Regions from separate parts of the Homo sapiens genome. Here region 2 is linked to region 1. A link is an interaction called in ENCODE POLR2A ChIA-PET data of the cell type or tissue named here. Cell type or tissue: A673. All regions are shown on one strand. Each heading gives the region's core, and the rest is flanking DNA. Links, peaks and the distances in the headings are about the cores only. Region 1 overlaps UBR3 (ubiquitin protein ligase E3 component n-recognin 3). Region 2 holds the start of SSB (small RNA binding exonuclease protection factor La).

The links. ChIA-PET counts read pairs that join two places held together with the same protein. Peaks named below come from ENCODE experiments on the same cell type or tissue, not always from the same donor. Only the 100,000 strongest peaks of a DNase experiment are listed, where the experiment ranks them.
Region 2: POLR2A ChIA-PET joins it to region 1 with 10 read pairs; 6 of 35 experiments call an interaction of 5 or more read pairs at or near these places.

Annotation. Positions count from the first base shown.
Region 1 is chr2:169,891,141-169,906,536 of GRCh38, forward strand. UBR3 (ubiquitin protein ligase E3 component n-recognin 3) reads left to right here. Exons shown (of 39, transcript NM_172070.4): 6 at 25-91; 7 at 4,041-4,171; 8 at 5,367-5,595; 9 at 13,974-14,153; 10 at 14,891-15,024. Among named protein-coding and RNA genes, the nearest start is that of UBR3, 71 kb to the left of the region's middle. In A673, for the core only: no CTCF peak of the experiment used is centred there; no DNase peak of the experiment used is centred there.
Region 2 is chr2:169,790,413-169,805,808 of GRCh38, forward strand. SSB (small RNA binding exonuclease protection factor La) reads left to right here and starts at 8,459. Exons shown (of 12, transcript NM_003142.5): 1 at 8,459-8,564; 2 at 10,540-10,614; 3 at 15,062-15,165; 4 at 15,253-15,396. The coding sequence starts at 10,549. LOC124907905 (a long non-coding RNA gene) reads left to right here and starts at 3,239. Exons shown (of 2, transcript XR_007087290.1): 1 at 3,239-3,420; 2 at 4,612-4,981. RefSeq lists an enhancer at 8,242-8,742 and a silencer at 8,694-8,893. In A673, for the core only: no CTCF peak of the experiment used is centred there; a DNase peak (open chromatin) is centred at 8,419; H3K4me3 peaks cover 1,889 bases; H3K27ac peaks cover 1,016 bases.

The sequences.
Region 1 (15,396 bases), core at 3,333-11,332:
AATGCTAATATTATTTTCCTTCAGGATGATCAGGATGGTAGTCAAGGTCTGGGCAAGAGAAAAAGGGTAAAACTAAGCAGTGGCACCAAAGGTATTTGTATTTATTATTATTTTTTTCCTTGAATAAAATGCTTCTAAAAAATGCCTAATCACTAAAAATACTTGATGGGCTAGCCATACTGACATCAAAGCTGTTTGAAGGGAGGCTTATGTTATTAGATTTATCTAATAAGTCTTGGAGAAAGTATTGTTAAGCGATTACTATTGGGTTTTGTTCATTATTTTCATCATAAAATATGCATTATCATATTTGAGTCCCCCCCAAAAGGAAGTCTTTTCATTGATTGACTGATTTGGCTCCAGTGTTTTTTGTGTGAATTTGTAGTTTGGCCTAGTTCCTTTTATAATCTGGGGTATGCAATTTCTAGAGTGAAAAAAGACAAGGGAGATGACATGGTGAGAGAGAGACAGAGACACACACACACACACACACACACACAGGGAATGAACAAATAGTACTTAACACGTCATAAAGGCTCAGTAGGGACTCATGTGTTTACTCAAAGGAGAAAGTATTATAAATATGCTTTGTAGTGAGGGACTAGATTAGTAATAATAATGAGTAATATTTATTGAACCTTTTGTATGTGTTAGACATGTTAGAGATTATGGCTAATGAGAGGTAGATCCTAAATTCATATCCCAGAGCCTAAGCTTTTAACCACAATGTTTACTTGACTGTCACTAAAAGCTTTTCTAGAATACTTGCGATTAGTTGACAAGTCTGTGCTTTGGATTTTTGCCAGGGATTTTCATATCTTAACGTGTGGTTGGTTTAGAAAGTCTCCAGAGGCTAAAATGTTATTTTGATGAAAATAAATTTCTTACTTCTGCTGTTGATTAAGTGTATCTTGTGAAATATCTAGGACTGCCTAGAAAGGTGGAATATGCAGGCACTTTGAGTTGCAGGTTCCTTTTCTAAGTCTCAGTTACTATGCTGCTGCATTTAACTTGGGGGTTGCTAGGAAAGGGTATGGAATTTGATCTGCAGTCCAGGATGCACACATACAGGTATGTTCTCCTTTTTTCTGGCTCAGCAGAGAACCTGTATGTCTGAAGGAAATTAGGAACTCATATGGCCTTCTGGCTCTTTAACTTATCAGATATTAAACTGAGTCCTTGTGACACATCTGAGTTGGAGATTGTTAGGCACATAGTTGAGTTTAAGCTTTAGGGGTGCCCAGAAAATACCTGCTGTGGTGTAAGAGGTCATTGTTTTCCTTCAGCCTGGTCACACTCTGACTGAAGATACTTTTTATGCAGACTTAAGTTAAAGTGTTTTTTTCTTTGTCTGTTTTTAAATACCTGAACTTTTTTCACATGTGTGTTTGGATTGAGTGCCTTCTCTTCCTTGTAATGGTAAGAAATAGTACTGAAATTTAAAACTTCATCAGTTACCATTTTCAGTTTAAGTATGTACATGGAAGGAATGGCTTTGTGAATTAGAACCCCAGGTGTTTTCAAAAACTGACCTTATTTTGAAGATATCTGAAGTTTGGGGAATGGCTCAATTTTTGTAAGAATTTTGTTCCACAGCTTGAAAAGTGCACTGAAAAGAAAATATGTAATGGTAAGGAAGAGGCCAGACACTATGCTAACCTCATCACTGCCTGTTCTCTAAACCTGCATTTTAAGGGTGAGGAAACTGAGGCCTTGAGGGCTTTAACTATATGGCCAAGATTCCAAGATTATTGAGCTAGTGAGTTGCAGAACTTGAACTCTGCTCTCTTAATTAAAACCTTTGCTTTAGTCATGCATTTACAGTACATAATGATTCTTTAAAAATCTCTTTTTACAATTTGACTTAAGGTAGTTTACACATTGTTAAAAGTCATGTCAAGATTTAAAGATAGTCAAACATAACTAATGGAAGCATTTCTGACTACATTTTCATAATATTACACAATATAACACGTGCTTTAACATCTTGGGAGACTGACATCACCTATTTTAAGAACAACAAAGAAGACATTGCTGGAGTTTTTTTGGTCTGCAGATAAAAATATTGAATTCTACATAACTGCAACTATTTTTATTTTAGCAGAAGCCACAGCTTTCCTGGTATATTCAGGTTGTTTAATTGATTTAAAACATTGTTAATGTATATTTTCTTTTAAGTGCTTGACAATTAATAATAATTATGATGGCTTCAGGCTTTTCATTTGCCTAATGCAGGCTTGCAGAGTCATAACTATGAATTCTATGATTAATAGTACTAGTTTTATTCAGCTTTGTAAATACATTAAGAAGCACTTACCAATGAGAGCTTTCATTTTGGTAGTCTGTGAAATTATCAGTCACATTGTGTTAAGTGAATTGTGAGAATTAAATTAGGTACAGCAGTGTGCTGTGGATTATAATTTATTTTTTTCAGCACAGGGTCTCACTGTGTTACCCAGGCTGGAATGATCAGTGGCATGGTCTTGGCTCACTGCAACCTCTGCCTCCCAGGCTCAAGCGATCCAATCCTCCTGTCTCAACCTGCCGAGTAGTTGGGACTACAGGCGCATGCCACCCCACCTGGCTGATTTTCGTATTTTTTTTAGAGACAGGGTTTTGCCATGTTATCTAGGTTGGTCTCAAATTCCTGAGCTCAAGCCATGTGCCCACCTCAGCCTCCCAAAGTGCTAGGATTAAGGTGTGAGCCACTGTGCCGAGCCTATATTATAATTTTTAGTTACAAATCTTAAATTCCTGCTACCTGATTCTCTTGGGCCCTGTTTTTATTACTTTTTATCTTTGAATCTGTCAGTGAATTCTTTTGACTGTATTTTACCTCATTTCTTGCAATCTTGGTTTTTGTTTTTAAATCATTGTCATGCCCTGGAAATGATCTGTTTCAGGAAGAATAGATTTCTGTTTTATAAGTAGAAAATTCTGAGTTTTGAAAATAATTACTTAATTGCTAATAATAAAGAAATGTAGCCTGGACAACACAGCAAGACCATGTCTCTTCAAAAAATAAAAAATAAATTAGCAGGGTGTGGTCTTGCACACCTATAGTCCTAGCTATTCGGGAGGGTAAGGTGGGAGGATAACTTGAGCTGAGGAGTTTGAGGCTGCAGTGAGCTATGATTACGCCACTGCACTCTGGCCTCCAGAGTGAGACCCTGACTCTTAAGAAAAAAAAAAAAAAAAAAAAAAAAAAAGATGTATAGTGTTACAGTGTACTTGTCTTTGTATGTTAACCACTACTATATATCACTTATGTCACCACTGAAATGGAATTAGGGAGTTGGAAGATATTTTTGCCTTTCTGTAGTTAAAATCATAATATCTTCAGAAAATACGATATTTTGGTGCTGTTTTTCTTGTTATTAATGAAAAAACTGCGTTAAAGTTATATCTAATAAGGACTGATTCAAGCCTTAGTAAATGCAGTGTTTTGTAAAGAAAGTGATGACATACTGAGCTTGTTACTCATTTAGACCCATTACCTGGGGAGATGTGGTATGAACACATTATTCAATATTAGAAGAAGTATAAAGCTGGGGTAGTGTTAATTGAAAAAACTCTACAAGGTTATCCTGGAAGACACCTTGAACAGTGATGTAGTTAGGGCTGGACCTGAGGATTTTGATGCGTGTGAGATACTGTTTTTTCCAGTCTCTCATCTAAGTTTAGCCCCTGCTTAAGCAGTGTCACTGGAGCCAGTACATCATAGTTGACACTTCTTGTATCCTCTTGATGTCTTTGTGGATAATGCTTTCTTCCATTGAATACCTTTATTTAAAAAGGGCATCCATTCCCCCCATTCATTTTTCCACTTACTGCTTTATATTAAAATATATGCATTAAATTTTTTCTTATTTATATACTGTGTACATTATAGAAATCTAGCTTGTCAATATTATTGCATTATTGTAAGGATATTTTTAACTTTTAGATACTTTCCCATTTTATGGTTTATGGGTTATTAGTTATAAAATGAGATGAGCAACTTCAATCATTAACTGATAAATTTCATTTTTCATGTGCAGATCAATCCATAATGGATGTTTTGAAGCATAAAAGCTTCCTAGAAGAACTATTATTTTGGACTATAAAATATGAATTCCCTCAAAAGATGGTAACTTTCTTACTCAACATGCTTCCAGATCAAGAGTATAAGGTATCTATATATTTTCCTGCTTTTCTGAACTTAGCTTTTCTTTCTTTGCCTTTCATTATTAAATCTTTTTTTGATATATTTCTCAGGTGAAGGTTGATATAACACTATAAACAAGTGTTAGTTTCTTCTCTTGATAACACAAGTTCTTCACAAAAGGCACAGTGTCTTAGCTTTGTGGCAAAGCAGCATTACTCAGCAGAATTCCAAAGGATTGCTTTTCTGCATGGAACTTGGTCTGGAGGGAATGCTGGGGAACAAACATTGAAACCACAATTTTTATTTTGCAGAAATAAATATGTAGTTACAAATTGTTCTAAATCCTCTGAAGAAGAGTACAAGGTGCTATAAGAATGTTTAATGGGGGCAATTGAATTTAGATTGTGAGATCAGGCTGGGAAAAGCATGGGTTGAAAAGTTGCTGGTCACAACTGCTAAAGAGAGAACAGTTATTGACTCATATACAAATGTTGGCAGGTGAAGTTTCTAGTCCCAGGGGGTCAGAACCCACCTGTTACTATCTTACGGTTATGGCAAAATGACGAAGCTCGGTGTATGAAAAGAAAATAAAGCATGCTGTTATTTTTATGGTGTAGGTTAGGAGAGACACTTTGATAGTGTCATTGTTTTGTGTGTCTTTATATCTGCTAAAAAAAAAAACCAGAGAAAATGTACATGTAAAGGAAATAAGAGTAAAAATAAATACGGCTGGGCGTGGTAGCTCACGTCTGTAGTCCCAGCACTTTGGGAGGCTGAGGTGGGCAGATCACCAGAGGTCGGGAGTTTGAGATCAGTCTGGCCAAACCCCATCTCTACTGAAAATACAAAAATTAGTTGGGCGTGATGGCGTGTGCCTGTAATCCCAGCTACTTGGGAGGCTGAGGCAGGAGAATTGCTTGAACTGGGGAGGCGGAGGTTGCAGTGAGCTGAGATCATGCCATTGCACTCAGGCTTGGGGACAGAGCAAGACTCCGTTTTGGGGGAAAAAAATTTTTTTTTTTTCTTTAACCATCAAAATATTTTGCAAATGTTCCAAAAAAGTGAAAGACTACCTCACCATCGAGATTTTTTTTAAGTTATCTTGGGCATTATTATAAATTAGTAATAGCTGTAAAATGTTAACATGATATATTGAAAATGATTTTAAATTAAAAATTAAAACTAATGTGTTTTTTCCTTTCTATTAAAATGTTTACAGGTTGCTTTTACAAAAACTTTTGTTCAGCATTATGCTTTCATTATGAAAACACTGAAGAAAAGTCATGAATCAGACACAATGTCTAACAGAATTGTGCATATTAGTGTTCAGTTGTTCAGCAATGAGGAGCTAGCCAGACAGGTAACAGAAGAATGTCAGCTGCTGGATATTATGGTCACTGTGCTATTATACATGATGGAAAGTTGCCTTATTAAAAGTGAGCTACAAGGTAACTCAGAATTATATTCACTAGTTCTATTATTATCAGTATTATTATTCTAGTATTATTAGTGTACTTCATATACTTAGTAATATTACTAATAATGATACTTAGTATTATTAATCATATTCTAGTATTAGTGAACTTTGTATAACTAGTCTTGAAAACACCTTATGTTTAAAAAAATTATAAAATAATACATGTTTGTTACGGACATCTTTGAAAATTTCCAGTGAAGTTTAAAGAAAAAGTTAAAAGCACTTGTAGTTTTGTTATTCACAAATACCTGTTGTTAGCACTTTGCTATATTTCTTTTCTTTTTGTGTAATGACTATATTTATAGATACAATAAATACTTTTTAAAAAGTTGCCATAGTGTACATGTCAAAAACATGCATTTTAATAAGTGCAGGTATTAATATCATGGCTATACCATAATTTATTTAGTCATTTCCTTATTAGACATGTTTCTGCTTTTTTATCATAAATTTGCTGCTATCAGTCTTAGATATTTTTACATGCTTATACTTTTATAACTTAAAAATTGGGATAAATCTTGCCTTTACTCCCTTAGTGAGAACTTTATATTCTTCTTTTGTGCCCACTATGTGGTTGATACTCTTCAACCTGCCATAATGTTTCTGTACCTCTTCCCATTCTCATTTCTCTATAGTTACTCATCTTAACTTTACCTCCCTTAAATTCTATATATATGTATATGTGTGTATATATGTATATATGTATATACACACATATATAAATACATACATAATTTTTATTATTATTTTTTGAGACAGAGTCTTGCTCTGTACCCCAGGCTGGAGTGCAGTGGTACGATCTTGGCTTACTGCAACCTCCGCCTCCTGGGTTCAGTTCAAGCAGTTCTGCCTCAGCCTCCTGAGTAGCTGGGATAACAGGTGTACATCACCATGTCTGGCTAATTTTTGTATTTTTAGTAGAGATGGGGTTTTGCCATGGTGCCCAGGCTAGTCTTGAACTCCTGACCTCAGGTGATCCCCCTGCCTCAGCCACCCAGAGTGCTGGGATTACAGGTATGAGACACCACGCTTGGCCAATAATATATAGTATTTAAATATTTGCTATGTACCTGGTACTGTGCTGAATACTATTTATGTATTGTTTCAATTAAGCTTCTGAACAAGTCTCTGAGATTGGCATTATTATTATCCTTGCTTTAAAGATGAGTACATTGAGGCTTAGGAAAGTTAAGCAATTTGCCATAGGTTATACAGCCAGCAAATGACACAGTTAAGAAGGATTTCCTGGCTCCTAATGTCAGAACTCTTACTATTCTTAACCTTGACACAGCCAGTCCCTGTCAAAGACTCTTTGATAGGATGTGTCTTTACTTGTTGGCACTAGGAGCTAAACTTTAAAAATAACAACAAACAATACTTCAGATTAATTAAATCTTAGGACCTCTCCATTCTCTGAGGAGGAGAAATCTTATAGTTGAGCCTTGCTTTGTTCCACTCTTGCCTCTTTGTGCATATCAGCTCCTGTTTTCTCCTTATACTGATAATCTGTCTGTTCTCAGGTGTGACACCATGTCCTGAAAATTGATATGAACTCAGTGCAAGGCATAATGCGTTATATATAATAGCTAGCTAATTATGATAGCTACCATCTCTAGAGTACTCAACTATATGCTAGACTCTTTTCTCAGTACTTTATATGCATTATATCACTTAACCATCAATAATTCTTTGAAGGTATTGTCATCTCCATTTTATAGATGAGGCAGCTGAGGCATAGGGAGTTGAAGTCAATGATCTGTGATCTTACAGCTCTGAGTGGTAAGGCCGGGTTGTCTAACTTCAAAGCCTGTACTCTTTCTTACCTACTTTGTGAGTCTGCCTTCCCATTGTAGGTATAGTGGGAGCATAATACATTATTTACATTAAAGAATATACTTCTTCACCTTTTTTTTTTTTTTTTAAAGATGGAGTTTCACTCTTTTTTTTTTTTTTTTGAGACGGAGTCTCGCTCTGTCGCCCAGGCTGGGGTGCAGTGGCGCGATCTCAGCTCACTGCAAGCTCTGCCTCCCAGGTTCACGCCATTCTCCTGCCTCAGCCTCCCGAGTAGCTGGGACTACAGGCACCCACCACCACGCCCAGCTAATTTTTTGTATTTTTAGTAGAGACGGGGTTTCACCGTGTTAGCCAGGATGGTCTCGATATCCTAACCTTGTGATCCGCCTGCCTCGGCCTCCCAAAGTGCTGGGATTACAGGCGTGAGCCACCGCGCCTGGCTGGAGTTTCACTCTTGTTGCCTAGGCTGGAATGCAATGGCGTGATCTCAGCTCACTGCAACCTCCGCCTTCCAGGTTCAACTGATTCTCCTGCCTCAGCCTCCCGAGTAGCTGGGACTACAGGCGCCCGCCACCATGCCCGGCTAATTTTTTGTATTTTTAGTAGAGACAGGGTTTCACTGCATTGGCCAGGCTGGTCTTGGACTCCTGACGTCAGGTGATCCACCCACCTCGGCCTCCCAAAGTGCTGGGATTACAGGCATGAGCCACCATGCCTGGCCTACTTCTTTGCTTTTTAAAGGAAAATTTAAAAGCTGCTTTATGTTTTAGTTTTACTAACTTCATGTAATATGATCTATTCTTTCCTAGAGATTTATCTACATATATTGCTTTTTCTTTTTTCCTTTTTGAAATAGTATCTGCTGTCATTCAGCTGTATCAATGATATTCTTATATTTTATTATATATTTAAAGACAGACTTTTCACAAAAATGGTGTTTTTTTTAAATTTTTTTACTTTTTAATTATACTTTAAGGTCTGGGGTACATGTACAGAATGCGCAGGTTTGTTACCTAGGTATACATGTGCCATGGTGGTTTGCTGCACCCATCAACCTGTCATCTACATTAGGTATTTCTCCTAATGCTGTTCCTCCCCCCGCCCCTTGCCCGGCCTGGTGTGTGATGTCCGCCTCCCTGTGTCCATGTGTTCTCATTGTTCAACTCCCACTTATGAGTGAAAACATGCGGTGTTTGGTTTTCTGTCCTTGTGATAGTTTGCTGAGAATGATGGTGACCAGTTTCATCCATGTCCTGCAAAGGACATAAACTCATCCTTTTTTATGGCTGCAATAGTATTCCATGGTGTATATGTGCCACATTTTCTTTATCTAGTCCATCATTGATGGTCATTTGGGTTGGTTCCAAGTCTTTGCTATTGTGAACAGTGCCGCAATATACATGTGCATGTGTCTTTATAGCAGCATGATTTATAACCCTTTGGGTATATACCCAGTAAAGGGATTGCTGGGTCAAATGGTATTTCTAGTTCTAGATCCTTGAGGAATCGCCACACTGTCTTCCACAATGGTTGAACTAATTTACACTCCCACCAACAGTGTAAAAGCGTTCCTATTTCTCCACATCCTCTCCAGCGTCTGTGGTTTCCTGACTTTTTAATGATCGCCGTTCTGACTGGCCTGAGATGGTATCTCATTGTGGTTTTGATTTGCATTTCTCTAATGACCAGTGATGATGAGCATTTTTCATATGTCTGTTGGCTGCATAAATGTCTTCTTTTGAGAAGTGTCTGTTCATGTCCTTCACCCACTTTTTGATAGGATTGTTTTTTTCTTGTAAATTTGTTTAAGTTCTTTGTAGATTCTGGATATTAGCCCTTTGTCAGATGGATAGATTGCAAAAATGTTCTCCCATTCTGTAGGTTGCCTGTTCACTCTGGTAATAGTTTCTTTTGCTGTGCAGAAGCTCTTTAGTTTAATTAGATCCCATTTGTCAATTTTGGCTTTTGTTGCCATTGCTTTTGGTGTTTTAGTCATGCAGTCTTTGCGGCAAAATGGTGTTTTAAATTCATAATTGAGAAAACAAAATTTAGAAGTACCTGTTCTTTTAAAAGAATCTGGAGTCTCTTTTCTTCACTAGGTGATTTAGCTGTGCTTATTACATGTGGTTTGCATTTGGCCTTTAAGGGAGAATATTTGGGAACAAGATGAGTCTTAAACCTGCCTCCCTTTTTTTTTTTTAATAGCTAGCTTTCCTCACTTTTTATATTCGTATCCTTACCTACCTCATTTTAATGTTCACTCCCATTGTTCTATTGAAATCTACAAAATTGTCCATGACTCATGTAGACATAGTCCTAGTTTTCCCAGAATAGCCTTAAGTTATGCCTGTTAGTCTGACGTAGTTATTAATACAATTTCTTTTACACTCAAAAGCGTCCCAGTTTATATGATAAATTATGTGGTTTACCCTTTTTGTAAACTACATGTTGAGGAAGCCAGTGGTCATAGTTTAAACTTTACCTTGCTTGATTTTCAGTAGCATTTCACACTGTTGATTCTCTTTCTGTGGCCCAATACTCTTCTCTACTTGTCCTATCAATATTGGTGTTTCTTGGCACTTTGTCCTAGTGTCTCTGCTTTTCACACTTTTCCCATATTTTTCTGAAATCATATTATATGGTATCAGTTGCTTTTTACATATGCTTCTAATGCAGTTAGTCTTTTCTGGAAATTCTTATACAAATTGAATTTTCAACAAGCTGAAATAAAGATTGGTAAGATCTTTAAATATAATTTTTTTTTAGCAGTAAATTACATTATTTCCAGCCAAGTTCTAAAACTATCTTTGGAAGCCTTCAAACTTTGCCATACTATTTTTTCCTCTTTCAGTAGTAGCATAAGATATCATGATATATATTTACTGCTTTTCTAAAAGTATCATAAGCTTTTCCCATTTTTACACTGAGTATTAGAATAAACCTTAGCTGTACTGAACTACCCATAACTAGCCACGGATATTACAACAGGATCTCTGTACTTTCTTTTTATTTTTTAGCAGCCTCTATCTAGCCTTGTCTTGAATTGTTGTTAGATGATATTTTAAAATTTTATCTATACTTTTAATAAATACAGGAGCTGATACAATGAGAATTTGGCCACAGCGATAGCTGAAGACTAAAGGGAAAAAGCCTTATAGTAGTATGTGATTCCTACCTTCTACTTTTACTTTTTTATATTCAATTTTATACCATATGCTTTGTGGTTCCAAACATAGCTCATAATTTTTCATGTCCCAGAAATTTTAGAATTTATCTTTTGAAACAGTCTTTGTAAAGTGGAATCTAAAACCATGTGTTGTATGACATAGGAATGTCTGTAGATGCTCATAATCCCAGACTGCCTTTCCTCCCTGCATATCAAACTACTTATTGAACTATATTGTTTGGATGTCTATAAACACCTCAAACACACAGTGTCCATAGCGAAGACTCATTATTGCTCCATTAATCTGGCTGCTTTTACATTATCTTGTGTGTGTGTGTATGTACATGAGCACATGAATGTGTGTTTTGATTCCACTGTCTAACTATCTAAACAGCTGTGCAGCCTAAAAACCTAGGAGTTGTCTTTGACTTCTTTTTATTCCTTGCAGATATAGCACACATTACCAACTCTGTCCTTCAAATCTTCTGAATATCTTTACATAGCCTCTTCATCACTGCATCTTTTTGCCACCACCATAGTTCAAACCATGGCCATCTCTAAGCCTCTTATCTCTAGTTGTTGTCACTCTCCTTCAGTCACTTTTTACATTACACTTCTTATAATGTTCTCTCTCTTAAAACCCCCTAGTGGCTTTCCATTCTCTTCATGTGAACTCTAAAGTCCTGACGCTGGTTTATAAGACCCTGTAGCCTCATTTGTACCATGCATCCTCTGTATTCTTTCTTCAAGTGATTCTAACCTTTTCTTAGGTACTGCTCCTTCCGCGTATAGCACCATCTGCTCCACCATCACTAGTTTTATCTGGTTAATCCTAATTCCTGCTTTATTTTATAGGCCTCAGTTTAAACTTCACTTCCTCAGGAGAGTCTTTTTTTTTTTTTTGAGATGGAGCCTTGCTCTGTCACTTAGGCTGGAGTGCAGTGGCACAATCTCGGCTCACTGCAACCTCCGCCTCCCGGGTTCAAGTGATTCTCCTGCCTCAGCCTCCTGAGTAGTTGGGATTACAGGTGCCTGCCACCACGCCCAGCTAACTTTGTGTTTTTAGTAGAGGTGGGGGTTTTACCATGTTGGCGAGGCTGGTCTCGAACTCCTGACTTCAGGTGATTCGCCCATTTTGGCCTCCCAAAGTGCTGGGATTACAGGCGTGAGCCACCATGGCCAGCCAAGTCTTTTCTTGAATTGTAGTCTCGCTTTATTTGTTCTTATGAGTCCCTCTACTTTTCCCATTGCAGCCCTTATCACATTCTGCCTTCTTAGATGTTAATCTCCATGAAGACAGAGATCATCTAAATCTTGATTTATTTATCACTTTATTCTCAGAGATTAGTTGAAAACTTGACCCTTAGTAGGTGCTCAATAAATATTTGTTGATGAGTGAATTTAATTTTACACTGAATCATTGCTCTTTATATCTGTAATGAGGAAAGTACCAGTTTGAGTAAAAATAGAAGTCCTAATCATTTTATTTCATTAATGATTCCAAGGCGTTTTTTACAAGAACAGTAGTATTTAAGCAGTGTCATGAAAATAGTGAGTTTGATTAATTATATTCTGCTTATTCATCCTCTGGTTTCAATTATATAGAACAGTGATTCTCAATTTTTAACTTAAAAAAAATCCCAACATTCCTTAGCACTGTTGCATCAATATCAATGGCTCACTAGCTCAGAAGTGGAACAGTAGTTGTCAGTCATGGCCAGGGGTTAGTATAAATAATTTGTAAAAAGCCCCTAGTCCTTACTTCCTCATTGAGTTAGACCCTCTCTCGTCCATTGAGAAGTACTGAAAGAGAGTGTACTTAACTTCAGTGGACCCTGTTCTTAGATATTGTTAAACTTATTTAATATTTGGTAAAATAATTCTGTGGACTGAAACCTAAGTTTAATGTGTGGAAATTAAAAAGTGCAGTAGAGGCCCTCCTGACTGATGAGTATGACAGGTAGATAGGTAGTTGAATAAGTTGGTTAAAGTGAGGAATCATTTAAAAAATATGAGCCGGGTGTGGTGGCACATACTTGTAATCCCAGCTACTGAGGAGGCTGAGGTGGGAAGACTGCTTGAGCCCAGGAGTTTGAGTCCAGCGTGGGCAACATAGTGAGACCCCCATCTTTGAAAAAATATATATATACCTTAAACATTGTATTTTAACTTAAAACACAGAACTGTGTGTTCATTCTCCAGGCTTTTAACTTTGGGCAAAGTATTTTCAGGATATGATTTCCTTGACTGGAGTTCTCGCTCATCTTTTTTATAAATAGCACATCTATAAAGCATCATCTGTGGATCCAATTTTAATCTCTTTAAAATAGAGTTAGAATATAAAGCAATCTGAGTGTAAAATATACTTAGGCTTTTATGATTTTTCTGTCCCAAGGTTTTTTAGCTTTTTTTCCTGGCACTTGTTTTTATTTTATTGTCTCTCAAAAGCATATGATTCAATTTCTGTAATACCTCTCTGTGCTTTCATATGTCATTAGTTCATATACTTTTGATCTAAATTGTGTAATTATGATAAAAAGAACAATTAGCATGAATAGAAACAAAAATTGACTCTAGGTAACCATACGCCCCAGCCTGTGTACAGGGAATGAGCTATGAGCCTTGAGCATTCCATGTATTATGGGTATTAATATGTTTTACAGTGGGAATGGAAACTTCCTAGTCCAGTGAGTCAGTGAAGTTGGAATAGGTTAAAGAGAGTGAATGCATATATACTAATAATTTTTAATGATAAAGATTTCGTACAAGCCTATCCTCCCACCACCCCCAATGATGTATTTAAACTTTGAGGATTTTTTTTTCAAGGCTTAAGAAGTTGGTGTGTGTGTGTGTTTCTTTTTTTTAAATGTGTGTTTTTTATCTTTGAAATATTGTTTGCTAAAGATTGTATTGATGTATTTTTTGCATAGAAGAAAGCAATTAAATGTACATCTCTTGAAATCATACAGATTTGGTTGATAAGATGAAATGAGATTAATCTAGGGATAAAAATTTTTTATTGATTTCAACAGAAAATACTGCATTATATCATTAGAATCAAGAAAATAAGGTTTTATAAACATACAGCTACCTCAGTATCATGTCATATATTGGACATATGGTAATAATTACTATAATGATATACTAAGTACTTTTGTTAATGCTTCATGTAATTCTTTTAAGATGGATGTTTTTATTTTCTACTTTATAAATGAAGAAATTGATTCAGAGAGTGTAAATATTGTGCCTAAAGCCATATAGGTATTAAATGGAAGGCTGGGGTTTGAATTTAGGTATATCTGATTCTAAAGTATATATATTCTGTATTATTGGTTAAGCTTTTTAAAAAAATCTTATGAAATTTTTGGGTTGTGTGTGTCTTTTTTTAGATGAAGAAAATAGTTTACATGTGGTAGTGAACTGTGGAGAAGCATTACTGAAGAATAACACTTACTGGCCTCTTGTTAGTGATTTTATTAATATTCTTTCTCATCAAAGTGTGGCCAAGAGATTTTTGGAGGATCACGGTTTGTTAGTTACATGGATGAACTTTGTATCTTTCTTTCAAGGTATGAATTTTATCCCTTTGTTAATTTTTTGGTTTACAAAATTCCTAATGCTAAATTATTAAATATCAATTAAAATACAATAGCACATCATTCACGCTACACATGAAATAGCTCATTATTTTAATTGGTATTTGTAAGTACTTTAATAAATTGTTCATAAAACATACCAAGGAGTTAGGAAAAATGTCAAATGATTGAAAAAGAAACAGGAGTATAACTTTTTAAGCATTTAAACAAATTTAACTTAATTTTTTTATTTTTAGTAGAGACAGGGTCTCACTATGTTGCCCAGGCTGGTCTAGTACTCCTGGGCTCAACCAATCCATTTGCTTCAGCCTCCCAAAGTGCTGGGATTACAGGGATTAGCCACTGTGCCTGGCTTTGAAGCATTTGTAACCATTAATCTAGAAATGTGAAATCTATTGTCTGAGAAAGATTCGTAACACGTAAAGCTTTCAACTAACATCAATTAAAATTTTTTTGACTTTCTTATCAAAAGATATTCAGTTTATTACATGAGATAATTCATAAAATGTTTCTAAGAAAACCTAGTTTGTAAAAAATTCTGAAAGGACTAGATTGTTTCATTTTTAGTAATTTACTTATTTCTATATGTACTGTGTCAGTAATGCTATTTGTGTGCATAAATGTGTTTGGGACTGGGAAATGTACTTGATATTTAACATGAATGTGTGCTTCCACTTGACAAGGTTTATATCTGCTTTAATTTTTGCCAGGTATGAACTTAAACAAGCGAGAACTAAACGAGCATGTGGAATTTGAGTCTCAGACCTACTATGCTGCCTTTGCTGCTGAACTTGAGGCCTGTGCACAGCCAATGTGGGGGCTTTTATCACATTGTAAAGTTAGGGTATGTTGGAAATATTTTTGTTAATTTCTGTGTTTAAGAAAAAGACTTGTGAAAATATTGGTTTGTTCATTTGTATATAATGTGCAGTGTTTAATTTTGTTTCAAATTGAATTCAGCTTTATGAAAACTGACCTGAGACAGTAATTTTCATTCTTAGGCAGTTTGGAATTCATTATTATCAGATTTTTCCAGCCTGTTGCTATTGTGAACAGTCTTCGGAACTTCATTAGTCTCCACATTCATCTTTATTGTTTCATTTGTTATCAGTTGCCTAATGCTTCTTTCTTTCAAGGAGTAGGATAGTCCTCAATATTACACTTTCAAGATTCCAAGGACAAAACAAGTATAAATTCCACAAACCTTCCAGTGGTT
Region 2 (15,396 bases), core at 4,939-12,938, 99 kb before region 1:
CAATGGCACGATCTCAGCTCACCGCGACCTCCGCCTCCCAGGTTCAAGCGATTCCCCTGCCTCAGCCTCTCGAGTAGCTGGGATTACAGGTGCGCACCACCATGCCTGGCTAATTTTTGTATTTTTTAGTAGAGACTGGGTTTCACCATGTTGGTCAGGCTGGTCTCGAACTCCTGACCTCGTGATCCGCCCACCTTGGCCTCCCAAAGTGCTAGGATTACAAGCGTGAGCTACTGCGCCCAGCCTTTTTTTTTTTTTTTTTTTCCTTCAAGAGATGGTTTAGCTCTATGTTGTCCAGGCTGGTTTCCAACTCCTGAGCTCAAGGGATCCCCCTGAGTGGTTGGGACTACTGGCATGCACCACTGGAAACCCTTATTACTACTGTTGACTTTAATTCCAGTTAGTGGACTAGTTGAGTGATCCCAGCCATCTCAGCACTGGCCAAAGCCTTCCTGTGTTACCTCTACATGTAGGCAGGAGACTAAATAGCTTTTCAGAAGCCAATGAAAGAAAAGACTGCTTCGGATTAGGGAGAAAGAAGCCAGTGTTAATTAACTATTTCAACTGTCAGCAGCCTTCATCTGAAAGAATAATTTTTAATGTGTCTCTCTTTCCTCCTACACTAGAAACAGGAGTAATTGTTCGATTCTTTCTAAAACTTTTCTTTCTTTTCTTTTCTTTTTTTTTTTTTTTAGACGGAGTCTCGCTCTCGCCCAGGCTGGAGTGCAGTGGCGCGATCTCGGGTCACTGCAAGCTCCGCCTCCCAGGTTCACGCCATTCTCCTGCCTCAGCCTCCCGAGTAGCTGGGACTACAGGCGCCCACTACCATGCCTGGCTAGTTTTTTTGTATTTTTAGTAGAGACTGGGTTTCACCGTGTTAGCCAGGATGATCTGAATCTCCTGACCTCGTGATCCGCCCGCCTCGGCCTCCCAAAGTGCTGGGATTACAGGCGTGAGCCACCGCGCCCGGCCTTTCTAAAACTTTTCAAGTGTGCATTTTTATTCACCAACTTTATTTTGTGTCTTCACTACGTAGTTTACTTATTGTAAGCATGTACTTATTGTAAGCATGTACTTATTTTGTCTCTTCGCTACGTAGTTTACTTATTGTAAGCATGAGCTTTTAATATTAATATTATATGTGGCTTAGAGTGGAATAATGGACACTGGAGATTACAAAAGGTGGGAGGGTGAGAGCAGGGGTGAGGACTGAAAAATTACCTATTGGGTACAATGTTCACTATTTAGGTGATGGATGCACTAAAAGCCCAGGCTTCACCGCTACGTAATATGTACATGTTGCACTGGTACTCCCTAAATATATAAAAATAAAAATTAAAATAAAAAAATAATATCTGGCTTTAAAACATGACAGTGCATTGTCCAGAATGTTTAGCAACTACATTGCTGGTGTGAGTGAAAAATGATATGACCACTTTGGAAAGCTGTTTAGCAATATATATTAGAGCTAAACACACGCCTGCCCTGTGACCCATAATTTCATTCTTAGGCATACACCTAACAGAAATGAGTGCAGAAGACATGGAGAAGAACGTTCAGAATAGCTTTATTCATAACAGCAAAAAACTAGAAACAACAAAATGGTCAGAAACAGAAGAATGGGCCAGACGTCGTGGCTCACTCCTGTAATCCCAGCACTTTGGGAGGCCAAGGTGGATGGATCCCTTGAGGTCAGAAGTTTGAAACAAGCCTGGCCAACATGGCAAAACCCTGTCTCTACTTAAAACAGTACAAAAATTAGCCATGCATGGTGGCAGGCACCTATAATCCCAGCTACTTGGGATATTGAGGCACGAGAATCACTTGAACCCAGGGGGGTAGAGGTTGCGGTGAGCCGAGATTGCGCCACTGCACTCTAGCCTGTGCAACAGAGTGAGCCTCTGTCTCAAAAAAAGGAAAAGAAATGGAAGAATGGATAAATCAGTTGTGGTATGTGCGTATACCACATGTTGTGGACTGTTTGTAGTTCCCCAAAATTCATACATTGACATCCTAACCTCCAGTGGGATGGTATTAGGAAGTGGGGCCTTTGGGAGGTAATAAGATCATGATGGTAGAATTCTACCTCATGAATGGGATTTAGTGCCTTGTAAGAAGAGACTGGAGAGTTTACTTCCTTTCTGCTTTTCACCATGTAAGGATACATGAAGAAGATGGCCATCTGCAAACCAGGAAGCAGGTCATCATGAGACACCAGATCTAACAGCATCTTGATCTTGGACTTCTCAGCCTTCAAAACTGCGAGCAATAAATTTCTGTTGTTTAAGACACCCAGTCTATGATATTTTGTTATAGCTGTCCAAACTGAGACCCAGATATATACATACTACATGACCTAGAACAGGCAAAGCTAATCAATGGTAGTTACTTTTAAGGAGGGTATTGACTGAGAGAGGAGCCCAAAGGAACTTTCTGGAGTGCTGAAATGTTCTATATCTCAATCTGGATGGTAATTACAAGGTGGTGTTCACTTGTGAAACTTCATTGAGCACTTAAAATTCATGCACCTTATAGTTTGTGTGATATAATTCAATTAAAAAAATGTTTAGCCCCCAAAGGCCCTTCTTTTCTCTTTATCTGTCACAGTTATTTTATTTTACATGAAGTCTTGGTAAAGAATCTGTGCTGTTTTATCAACTTCCATGTACTGTCTTCTATAGAAGATCTACTTATCATTTTATGCATGCTGATCTCGTCCACTTGCCAAATATAGCAAATTGACCCAAGTAAATTTGGCTGTTCACAATTATTAGATAATTTAGAGGATAGTGGAGGTCACCAATTGTTAGACATAGGGGTGGGCTCTAGGTCTCCCCTTAATAACCTCACTTTCATATGACTTATTACAATGAAGGAAGTTTTTGTAGACAAGATTCACCTTCAAACATCTATTAGCAAGAAAACACAAAAGTAGTCCTACAATCTATTCCCAAAATTCAGGGAGACCCTAGATTTCTGGCTTTTAGGCAATCTGATATTCATCTTGCGCGCGCGCGTGCGCGCGCACACACACACACACACACACACACAGAAATAGAAAAACTTAGCAAGCCTAGCAGCCTTCAGAGTGGTACTCTTGGCCTGGAGTTTTGATTTAGTTGAGTTTTCTGCCCCTTAGTGATGAATTCTCTCAATTGCCCTAACCAAAAGTCTAAAATATTATAATCATCTGCCTTGAATAATTTTTCATGGATTTTTTTCCCCCTCGCATTTAAAGTCCAGGTTAGAATGATAAGTCCATTCTACGAAGCCATCAGAGTTGGTATGGAACTACAGGATGTTGGGACTTGGCTTCCTTCTATCTTGCTGCTTTGCCACACCTATGGTGTTTCCTTCATTTGCTTGGTCCAGTTTTGCTCATCATCCACATCTAGCTAGTTGAAGAAAAGAGAAAGTGAGGTAAGAGAATAAATTCATTGCATTTAAGAATTACCTGGAAGTTGCACACATCACTTCCACTCATGTCTCATAGGCCAGACATTGTCTTACTAAGCTTCAAGGAAGGCTGGAAAAATGTAGTTTTTATTTCTGATTGGCCATACATTTTGTTGAAAGCCACAGGTGATTTTATTATTATATAGGAAGGAGAGAGCCAAGAGATAAGTGACAGTATCTGCCACAATGACAAAATTGGTTTAGGTCAGCTTGCAAATCTTCTGTCTTAGTCTGTTTTGTGTTGCTATAAATGAATACCCGAGGCTGGATAATTTTTTTTAAAAGAGGTTTATTTGGCTCACAATTTCGCAGGCTGTACAAGAAGCATGACACCCACCAGCATCTTCTTGGCTCCCAGTAAGGGCTTTTCTGCTGAGTCAAACATGGTGGAAAAGGTCAAAGAGAAGCAGGCATGTGTGAAGAAAGACCAAATCTGAGGGGCACCCTGGTATAACAACCCATTGTTTCATAACAACCCATTCTCATGGGAACTAACCCATTCCTCTGAGAGCCAATCAGAAGGGAAAGTTACTGGCTACTACAAGAACAGCACCAAGCCACTCATAAGGGATCCATCCTCATGACCCATACACAATCCATAGCATCTTCTCAGCAATATGTACTCAGTTGGTCCCTCCTTCCTTGAAACATTCCACTCTTTAGCTTCTATGGTGCCATATTTTCATAGCACCTCTCAGGGTCTGCTTATTCTAGCTGCTGTACAGGCTTCTCTTCTTTTATTCATTATCCAAAAAATTCGAATGCTAGAGGGGTCAGTCTGGGATCCTCCCATCTTTGTTGTCTATACTCTTTTTAGGAGAGCTCATATAATGACATGACTTAAAATGTCTGCTATATACTAATAGTTCCAAAATTTATATCTTTAACCCTGACTTCTTCAAACTCATACCAACTGCCTACTTGACATCTTTACCTTGATGTCTAATAAGCATTTCAACCTGAAACTGAGGGCTAACCTGATTTGGCCCACCAAACTTAACTTGTCTCATTTGTTTTTAGTTAATTTTAAAAGCTACATATTTAATAGCTAAAAGTCATGTAGCTAAGCAATATATACATAAAATTCCATTAGCTTCCTTACAGATTACATATCTGAGATATAGGTCACCATGGTAATGGTTGCTTGTTTTTCAGGAACTTAGAGTTAGCTCTTGTCCAGCTTAAGCCAGCTGAGACCAACAACTCTTCAACTGGGCCTGCATGAGTGTCCAATGGGTGACCTTTTGGCATCACAGGACCAAGAGCTCCACCCTCAGATCATGCTAAAGCTGCAATTTTGTGGACATGTGTCCTATGAAGAGCTATGAAGCTTGACTATGCTTGTGCACAGCACCAGTTGCCTCACTGTTTCTTACCCCAATTACCTTTCCCCATGCCTCAGACCACCTTGCTCCTTTATCCCGTAAATACCCTAAAACCCCATCTTTGGGAGCTGGATTTGAGATCTGTTCTCCTGTCTCCTCACTTGGCTGCTTCATGAATAAACCCTTTCTCTGCAGCAAAATTTGATGTCTCAGTGATTGGGCATATTGTGCAACAGGCAGAACAAGCCCAATTCAGTAACAAAACCAAATCTTCAAAATAGAGCAATGCTATTACCCTAGACTAAATGTTCTTAATATGAGGCTGGGAGCAGTAACCAGCCTCATAATTAAGAAGCTGTTTCGAAATGTAGGTGGGATTTTTCATTGTCACAGTGACTGGGGGTTGCTACTTATATTTCTTCTGAAATCTCTTTTTAAACTCAGCATTATGTTTGTGAAATTTATCAATGTCAATTCATGTAGATCTAGTTTATTTTTCTCACTGTATAGAATTTCATTATTTAATTATATCACAATTTAATTTAGTTACCCATTCTTTTGTGGTGAACATTTAGTTGATTTCCAGTTCCCTAAATTTACAAACCATATTGCTATGAATATTCTTTTTTTTTTTTTTTTTTTTTTAGCGACGGAGTCTTGCTCTGTCATCCAGGCTGGAGTGCAGTGGCATGATCTTGGCTCACTGCAATCTCCGCCTCCCAGGTTCAAGCAAGTCTCCTGCCTCAGCCTCCCAAGTAGCTGGGATTACAGGCACGTGCCACCATGCCTGGCTAATTTTCGTATTTTTAGTAGAGACGGGGTTTCACCATGTTGGCCAGGCTGGTCTCAAACTCTTGACCTTGTGATCTACTCTCCTCAGCCTCCCAAAGTGCTGGGATTACAGGCATGAGCCACTGCACCCCGCCCGAATATGCTTGAACATGTTTTCTTGTGTACAGATGTGAACATTGCTCTAGAGTATAATCTTTTTTTTTTTAATGAGACAGAGTCTTACTCTTGTCGCCCAGGCTGGAGTGCAATGGCGCGATCTTGACTCTCTGCAACCTCCACCTCCCAGGTTCAAGCAATTCTCCTGCTTCAGCCTCCCTAGTAGCTGGGATTACAGGCATGCACCACCATGCCTGGCTAATTTTTGTATTTTTAGTAGAAACAGGGTTTCACCATGTTGGCCAGGCTGGGAGTATATTCTTTAGAGTGGACTTTCTGCACCATCAGCTATGCACATCTTAAACTTTAATAGATATTATCAATTTGTTCTCAAAGTAATTGTACTAAGTGTATACCCAGAAAGATGGTCTTTTAGTGTACTGACTTACAAAGTTATGCTATGAGAGATGGATACCAGTATGAGAGAGAGTCCTCTCCTAGGTACTGTAAATGAAACATGAAGCTTCCTGGTCTGCCGCCAGGAATTCATTTTCCTCAGAGGGTGTGTCTGCATGGAACTCTGCTTCTGGAAGGGAACGAGGGAGAAAAAGAAAAGATAAGAAAAGGGTTGGACATGGTGGCTCATGCCTGTAATCCCAGCACTTTAGGAGGCTGAGGCGGGTGGATCACCTGAGGCCAGGAGTTCGAGACCAACCTGGCCAACATGGCGAAGCGCTGACTCTACTAAAAATAAAAAAATTAGCCAGGCATGGTGGCGGGCGCCTGTAATCCCAGCTACTCAGGAGGCTGAGGCAGGAGAATCACTTGAACCTGGGAGGCAGAGGTTGCAGTGAGCCGAGGTGGTGCCACTGCGCTCCAGCCTGGGCGACAGAGGGAGACTGTCTAAAAAAAAAGAAGAAGAAAGAAAAAGATAAAAAAGAAAAGACAAGAAAGGGAGAGCAAAGGACCAGGGACCTGATGAGAACATGAAATAAATGTTTTTTTTGCCGGTGTGACTTCTGATAATAGGCTGTACTGCAGTTCTGCCCAGATGTTGTGGGACATGAAGAAGCAGTTATATTTGTTTAGGTGGCTCTGTCTCTAGGCAGATTCTGACTCTTCTTTCTATTCCCAGTGTTAAGCCTCCATACCAGGACATTAACAGGCATGTAATAAACAGTTAGCTGAATGGATGAATGAGAGTACCCTGACACTGATATTATTTGTTCTGTTAAATACATATATTCTCACTGACTTGATCAAAACAAGAATTAAGGTTTCAATTGTGTCTGGCATAAAATAGAGAGTAGATAAATATTCTTTGAGTGGATAAAAGATAATCTAATTAATTTGAATTTAAACTACCTGAGCACAACCCTGTTAAATATGTTTTTTCTCATTGGCCTTAAGAAAAGAAAAAAGAGCCCAGAGCAGTTTGAACTATGTGAGGTATGCGGAATTTATCAGGCACAGAGAGATATGAGTTTGGGACTTCAGTCATGTCCCTACACCCCTGTATTAGTTAGTTCTCATACTGCAATAAAGACATACCCAAGACTCGGTAATTCATAAAGAAAAGAGGTTTAATTGACTCATAGTTCCGCATGTCTGGGGAGACCTCAGGAAATTTACAATCATGGTGGAAGGGGAAGAGGCATGTCTTACACAGTGGCAGGTGAGAGGGAGCGAGCAAGAGCAGGGAAAACTGCCCTATAAAACCACCAGGAGAACAGCATGGGGGAAACCATCCCCATGATCCAGTCACCTCCCACCCTGTGTGTGGTTCCTCCCCTCCACACTTGGGGATTATGGGGATTACAATTCGAGATGAGATTTGTGTGGGGACACAGAACCAAACTATATCAGTCGCCATGCTTGGGGGGCAATTGTTTCAAGTCACTTTGTCCCTTACTACCTGCTTCATCCATTTTCATGTTCTTCGAATTTGTGATACAAAGAAGAATGTATAGCCAATCAATAGCTTGTTATTGTAATGTAAGTTATCGGTAAACAATTTAGGAACTGCCTCTTCTTTTTTCTTTAAAAGCTACTTGTAAGTGCTGCTAATCAGAGCATATATTCAGGGCAATTTGAATCCATGCTCTCATGTGGCAGTCCTCAAACTTGGCTCAAATAAACTGTCTACTTATATTAATTTTGCCTCAGTTTTTCCCTTTAGGTTGACAATATTGCATCAAGTTGAATACTCACAGCAATTGTATGAACTAGGTAGTATTTATTACCGGCCCTATTTATACCTGAGGAACAGAGAAGTTGAACAACTTGTCCAAGATCACAGTTTCACAGCAGGAGGACCATTATTTGAAGCAGGCAGTCTGATTCCAGACACCCAGTTTTTACACGCTGTACTGTATTGTTTTCAAAACTCTAAGATTTCATGGATCTTTGATTTTTTTTTTAAATTTCACTTGTCCTTTTTTTTTTTTTGAGAACTACTACAACACGATGTGTGTGTGTATTCACACACATTTTTGGAAAATATCTGAAAAAAAACCCAAAGCACTTCACATGAATGGAGGGCCAAAGGAAGGGCTGGGGTACAGACGCCGTCCAGAAATACTTAAAAATAAATGTTTATACTAACACAAACTAGCAGCCATTCCCCTACAACCTGGAGTACTTTTTAACCCAATCTGTTTGGGATTGAGGGCGGGACTCCAGGGTCCCTGGGAGGCCCCGGCAGCCGCGCATGCTCAGAGCACAGGGACCGCTCCACCTCGTCCGTGGCCCTGCCCACCCAGGCCGCAAGAGCTGCCGGGACGGTCCCCATCTTCTTGGAGCGCTTTAGGCTGGCCGGCGGCGCTGGGAGGTGGAGTCGTTGCTGTTGCTGTTTGTGAGCCTGTGGCGCGGCTTCTGTGGGCCGGAACCTTAAAGGTGAGTAACTCTCGGTGGCTAATGAGAAGCTACAAAAGGGTCCGCTTTGCTGGTGCGCGACTGCGCGTTTCCGTTCTTTACTGCTTCTCGCGGCGTCCGTCCGCCCCTCGCCTTCCTCACGTTCAGGCCGAGCGCCGCGTGGGCCGCAGCCGGAGGCGGCGGAGCCGAGGGGGCGCGGGCGGCGGCGAGGCTGCCCCCGCGAGGAATGCGGGATCCTGGGGTTCCCCGCACGTGGCTGGTGCCCAGGCAGTTCCGCGGTTGCTTAGAGACGGGACTGTGGCTGCCCTCATCCCCATTGCGTCTTTTTTTTTTTTTTTTTTTTTTACCTCCACCGCCTTCTAGTCTCACCGAAGGCTTGTGGCCATCTCTGTAAAGTTTCTGGGGAGGTGGGCACGGGGTAAACGCCGGAGGGTTCTGTGGAGCCTATGGGACTGACTGGAGGCCAAAGAACTTTGGGCCGCAGATGTACACCAGCGTCACTCTTTTGGTCTGTTAGGGCCTTCATCGCTCACATCAGGTTTCAGTGTGAAACGGGAAAACGTGGGTAATATTTCATTTACAGTCGTACATTCTGGAAAAGTATCTGATGAAACGCAGTTCCAAAATTAGGCCAAATAGGTTTTGCAGGGTCTAAATAGTTATTTTATTTCATCGTTTGCTTTGTAGGGGGCCCTAGATCACGGTAGTAACTTAGGAGTGTAGATTGTGATAGACAAGACAATGCATAAAATTGAGTAATTTCTCTAGGGGGATGTGGATCACACAGTACCCCGTTGCAAGTGCTTCCTATGTGTATCCATGGTATCGAATGCAATTGCAGTGTGTCAGGGGATGCTTCCAGGAAGTGTACCTACATCAGTTCATAACTAGAGTCAACTAATGGCAATATTCTCGATGATTTGTTCACATAACTTTTGTACAGTTGGGATGACTGGGTGGCTTAGTAGAGTCCTGGAGGCAAGTACTTTGTAAGTAGAAGACTTGGTTTGTAATTTCTAGCAAACTAATAGCACAGCTTCCTTTTTTCATTGCAGTGCTAATGTCAGGAATACGAAACAGGAAACTGGCTATCCAATGTATTAGTAAATTAGTAGGCATACTCCCCAGTTTAATGTTGTGTTAGTATGACCACATTCTCCCATTTTTGTTTTCGTATGTTCCTTAGCATAGAGTATCTAAGGAACTGTAACATTTTTCACCTTAAAGTTATGATGTCTAACTTGGTAACAAGGTTTGGGTAAGTCAGTTGTGACTACATTTTAAAAGAAATGAGGCCGGGCGCGGTGGCTCACACCTGTAATCCCAGCACTTTGGGAGGCCGAGGCGGGTGGATCGCCAGAGGTCAGGAGTTCAAGACCAGTCTGACCAACATGGTGAAACCCCGTCTCTACTAAAAATACAAAAATTAGTCAGCCGCAGCCGTGGTGGTGGGCGCCTGTAATCCCAGCTACTCAGGAGGCGAAGGCGGAATCGCTGGAACCTGGGAGGCAGAGGTTGCAGTGAGCCGAGATCGCACCATTGCACTCCAGCCTGGGCAACAAAAGCGAGACTCCGTCTCAAAAAAAAAAAAAAAAAAAGAGGTGAACCCATACCAAACAAATGCACAGAGAGCCATGGTAATATACAGATAGATAGTTATCTGTTTAAAACTGGAAATGGTTGGTAAGTGATTGGAGTTTTTTTCCCTAAAGCTTGCTTGACCAGCTAAGTGAAGATAAACAGTTTCTTGTTATAGAAGATGGGGTAGTGATTTACTGAAAGACAAGTTTTTTATAGTTTTTAGATTTTTTCATCACTTATTCCAAAGTGTTGCTTTGTTGAGATATTTGAGAACTGAGTAAAGAAACTGAACCCGTGAAAATAGAAATTCTTGATTTTTTAAGAAAACGGGATATTAATACTTTGTAAACATTATCTTTCTATTCTTGAGTTTTATATAAAAAATAACTTTATGCTAATTTGGGAAATTTTACAGATAGCCGCAATGGCTGAAAATGGTGATAATGAAAAGATGGCTGCCCTGGAGGCCAAAATCTGTCATCAAATTGAGGTATGATTCCTGTGCTATAAACTGCAAAAACAAGTTCCTTGAAAGAAAATACAGAAAGAACATTTAATTCTAGTACATGGACATATTCAACATTTGGTTTGCCTTTGATTCTTAGATGAACATATAATAGCATACAGTTTTATATTGGTGGAGCCAGGTTGTGAAACTTAAGATGTACAAACATTTCAAAAGGTAACACTATAAACTAGAGTTACTTAATCTTTTTAAAATTTTAGTTTCATAGTCTCATATAAAATTTTAGCTTCATAGTCTCATATAAAATGAGAATAATAGTAGTTCCCTCCTCATAAGGTAGTTTGGAGGATTAGTGAATATAATGTTAAGTACTTAGAAGAATTCCTGACACATAAGTAACATAAAAGTCCTTGGTAAAGTACCTTCCCTGTTAAATAACACTATATTTTTGATGATCTTAGTTTTTTTCTGCCCAGTCAGTTCTCAGCTATTGTAACTTTAATATAGTTTTTTTTTTTTTTTTTTTTTTTGAGATGGAGTCTCACTCTGTTGGCCACGCTGGAGTGCAGTGGCACTATCCTGGCTCACTACAACAGTATTGGCTCACTGCAGCCTCTGCCTCCTGGGTTCAAATGATTCTCCTGCCTCAGCCTCCCAAATAGCTGGGACTACAGGAGCACGCCACCACACCTGGCTAATTTTTGTATTTTTAGTAGCGACAGGGTTTCACCATGTTGGCCAGGCTGGTCTCGAACTCCAGACCTCAGGTGATCTGCCCACCTCAGCCTCCCAAAGTGCTGGGATTACAGGTGTGAGCCACTGTGCCCAGCCAGTAACTTTAATATAGTATCTGTTTTCAAAACCCTCTTAGCATTTTTTCAAATTTAGGTATTATGTTTATGTTAACGTAATACCTCAAGTGATCCGTAGTACCTTTGCAGTACTGATGCAGGAGGATGGCTTGAGTCCAGGAGTTAGAGACCAGCCTGGGCAACATGATGAGGCCCCATCTCTACAAAAAAATTTTAAAAATTAGCTGAGTGTGTTAGCAGTTTACCTGTAGTCCTAGCTACTTGGGAAGCTGAGGTGGGAGGATTGATGGAGCCCAGAAGGTAGAGGCTGCAGTGGCTGTGATCATACCACTGCACTCCAGCCTGGATGACAGAGCGAGACACTGTTTCAGGGGGCGAGGGGAAGAAACTTGAGAGTCTTCGTGAGCATACTCTGGCTGGGGAGGCTGCCTGATTTGCAAATCGTTCTTTGTTCAATTAAACTCAAAAAGAAAAAAACCTTAAAATCTTTACAATATCGATAATGGTTGCATGGGAAATTATCTCTAAACTTAGGTTCTTGCTAAGAACCCCTCAGATCATATTGTTTGGTGTGGGGTTTTTCTGCAATTCTCAGAACTGCTTTTTTTTTTTTTTTAAGCTGCACGTCTCTGCATTTAAAATGTCTCATGTTCCTTTTTTTGGTATTAATTTCTTTATGACTATGAGGAGAAAAATTAGAAATTATTCATTCTGTGTTTAATACTTAGAACAATACTAAGATGTATATAGAAAAGGTTGTATCTCTCCCACAACCTGCTAACTCTCAAATCCTACTCTTCTGAGGTTATCAAGGTTAAAAGCTTTTGACACTTTGCTTCATGCTCATACTAATTTTTTTAGTGGACCTTATATTTTACAACAGTTCTAGGTTTACAGCAAAATTGAGCAGAAGGTACAGAGATTTTCCATATATCCCCTGCCTCCACACAAGCATAGTGCCTTCACCTTTTAAAACATCCCCCACCAGAGTGGTACATTTCTAACAATTTTATTTCCTTCCCTTTCCCCCGCTAAATATAGGATGCATTTTTGTGGAGAAAAGTTTTGTAATCAATAATCTTTTCATTCTCCTCTTTAATATGAAGGATGTTTCTAATTTTTTTAGCTGTAATCATTCTTTGACAAATATTCTTATATATAAATCTTAGTAAACATGTTTATTGATTTCTTCAAGGAAAATTCTTAGAAGGAGCCATACTGGCTCAAGGATTATGCACATTTAAAAAACACTGATAATTGTCAGTTTACATCTACCTGAATGGCTAGTTCTCTGTGTTCAAGTCAATACTAGGTAGTCTTGGTTTTCTTTCTAATCTTAGCCAGTTTGTTAGGTGAAAAATGCTGTCTCGTTGCTTTAAATTGTATTTCTTTGATTAACAATGAAATGAGGTTGGATTTTTTTTTTAGTTTACAGTACATTATTTATTTATTTATTTTTTGTGATGGAGTCTCACTCTTGTCTCCCAGGCTGGAGTGCAGAGTGCAGTGGCGTGATCTTGGCTCACCACAACCTCCACCTTCCAGGTTCCTCAGCTTCCCAAGTAGCTAGGATTATAGGTGCACACCACCATGCCCGGCTAATTTTTGTATTTTTAGTGGAGACGGGGTTTCACCATGTTGGTCAGGCTGGTTTCGAACTCCTGACCTCGGGTGATCCACCTGCTTCGGCCACCCAAAGTGCTGGGATTACAGGCATGAGCTATTGCGCTTGGCCTATTTTTTATAATTTTTAAAAAAATCATTAGCTGGGCATGGTGGCATGTGCTTGTCGTCCTAGTTACTTGGAAGGCTGAGGAGGAAGATCAATTGAGCCCGGGAGTTTCAGGCTGCAGTGAGCTGTGGTTGCACCACTGCATTCCAGTCTGGGCAACAAAGCAAGACCCGATCCCTGAAAAATAGTGTCTTTTTTTTTTTTAAGACAGAGAGACAGTATTGCTCTCCTCTCAGGCTGGAGTACAGTGGCGGTGATCTCAGCTCACTGCAACCTCCACCTCCCGGGTTCAAGCTAGTCTTGTGCCTCAGCCATCCGAGTAGTTGGGATTACAGGCGTGCACCACCATGTGTGGCTAATTTTTGTATTTTTAGTAGAGTCAGGGTTTCACCACTTTGGCCAGTCTGTTGTCGAACTTCTGGCCTCAAGAAATTGACCCGCCTCAGCCTCCCAAAGTGCTGGGATTATGGGCTTGGGCCACCGTGCGAGGCCAATAAAATATCCTTTAACTGTTTTCTATTAGGGTGTTCTCTTTTTACCCTTCTTCTTTGTTTGTAAGAATTCTTGACAAAATTTGTTTGTCTTTTACTTTTTATGTTACTTCTGGCATTCCAAATAGTCATACTTGGGTTTTTCCTTGGCTTGTATATTGAGAGTTCCTCTATGCTTAAATTTGAGAAACATTTACTTTAACTTTTTTTTTTTTTTTTTTTTTTGAGGCAGCGTCTTACTTTGTTGCCCAGGCTGGAGTACAGTGGCACAATTATGCCTCACTGCAGCTTCAACCTGCCAGGCTTAAGCAATCCTCCCACTTCAGCTTCCTGAGCTGGGACTAGAGGCACGTACCTCTATTTCTTATTTATTTTATTTATTTATTTATTTTTTGGAGAGCTGGGGTCTTGCCATGTTGCCCAGGCTGGTCTTGAACTCCTAGACTCAAGCAATGCACCCACCTCAGCCTCCTAAAGTGCTGGGATTAGGCATGAACCACCACTCCTGGCCCCCCACCCCCTTTTTTGAGATGGAGTCTCACTCTTTTGTCAGGCTGGAATGCAGTGGCACAATCTTGGCTCACTGCAGCCTCTGCCTCCCGGTTTCAAATGATTCTTCTGCCCCAGCCCCCTGAGTAGCTGGGACTACAGGTGTGTGCCACTATGTGCAGCTAATTTTTGTATTTTTAGTAGAGACGGGGTTTGACCATGTCGGCCAGGGTGGTCTCAATCTCTTGACCTCCCAAAGTGCAGGGATTACAGGCGTGCGGCACCGTGCCTGGCCCCGTCCCTTATTTTTTAATTTTAAAAAATTAGAAGGGCAGGTGTGGTGGCTCATGCCTGCAATCCCAGCACTTTGGGAGGCCGAGGTGGGCAGATCGCTTGAGATCAGGAGTTCAAGGCCAACATGGTAAAACCCTGTCTCTACTAAAAATAACAAAAATTCGCTGGGCGTGGTGGTACATGCCTGTAATCCCAGCTACTCAGGAGGCTGAGGCAGGAGAATCACTTGAACCTGGGAAGCGGAGGTTGCGGCAAGCTGAGTTCATGCCACTGCACTCCAGCCTGAGCGACAGAGTAAGACTCTGTCTCAAAAAAAAATAAGAATTGAGTGATTAACCAATTTCTTCCAGTTCTTTTTATTTAACCATCTGTTCTTTCCACACTGATTTGCAAGAGCCTTTTCATATAATCTTTAAATATATTCTTCTTTAAGGTTTTCTAGTCTATTGACACATCTGTTACACTATTTTAGTAATTGACATTTTAGTTTTATCTTTTTGCTAATTTGTAAACATTATTGTATATTTGGGGAAAGTGTTTTGCCTTTTGTAACTTATGTATTTTTAAATAACAGAACTTGGTACTGTAGAGTAATGTCAGGATTGGAGTCCATATTATACAGTGTTCTGAAATACATTGTAATTATCTCACAGTATTATTTTGGCGACTTCAATTTGCCACGGGACAAGTTTCTAAAGGAACAGATAAAACTGGATGAAGGCTGGGTACCTTTGGAGATAATGATAAAATTCAACAGGTAACAAGCTTTTAAAAATAATCTTTAGGTTTTCTGTTTACAATGAGTGCTACTGCTGAGTCTTATGTTTTTATATGTACTCTTCAGGTTGAACCGTCTAACAACAGACTTTAATGTAATTGTGGAAGCATTGAGCAAATCCAAGGCAGAACTCATGGAAATCAGTGAAGATAAAACTAAAATCAGAAGGTCTCCAAGCAAACCCCTACCTGAAGTGACTGATGAGTATAA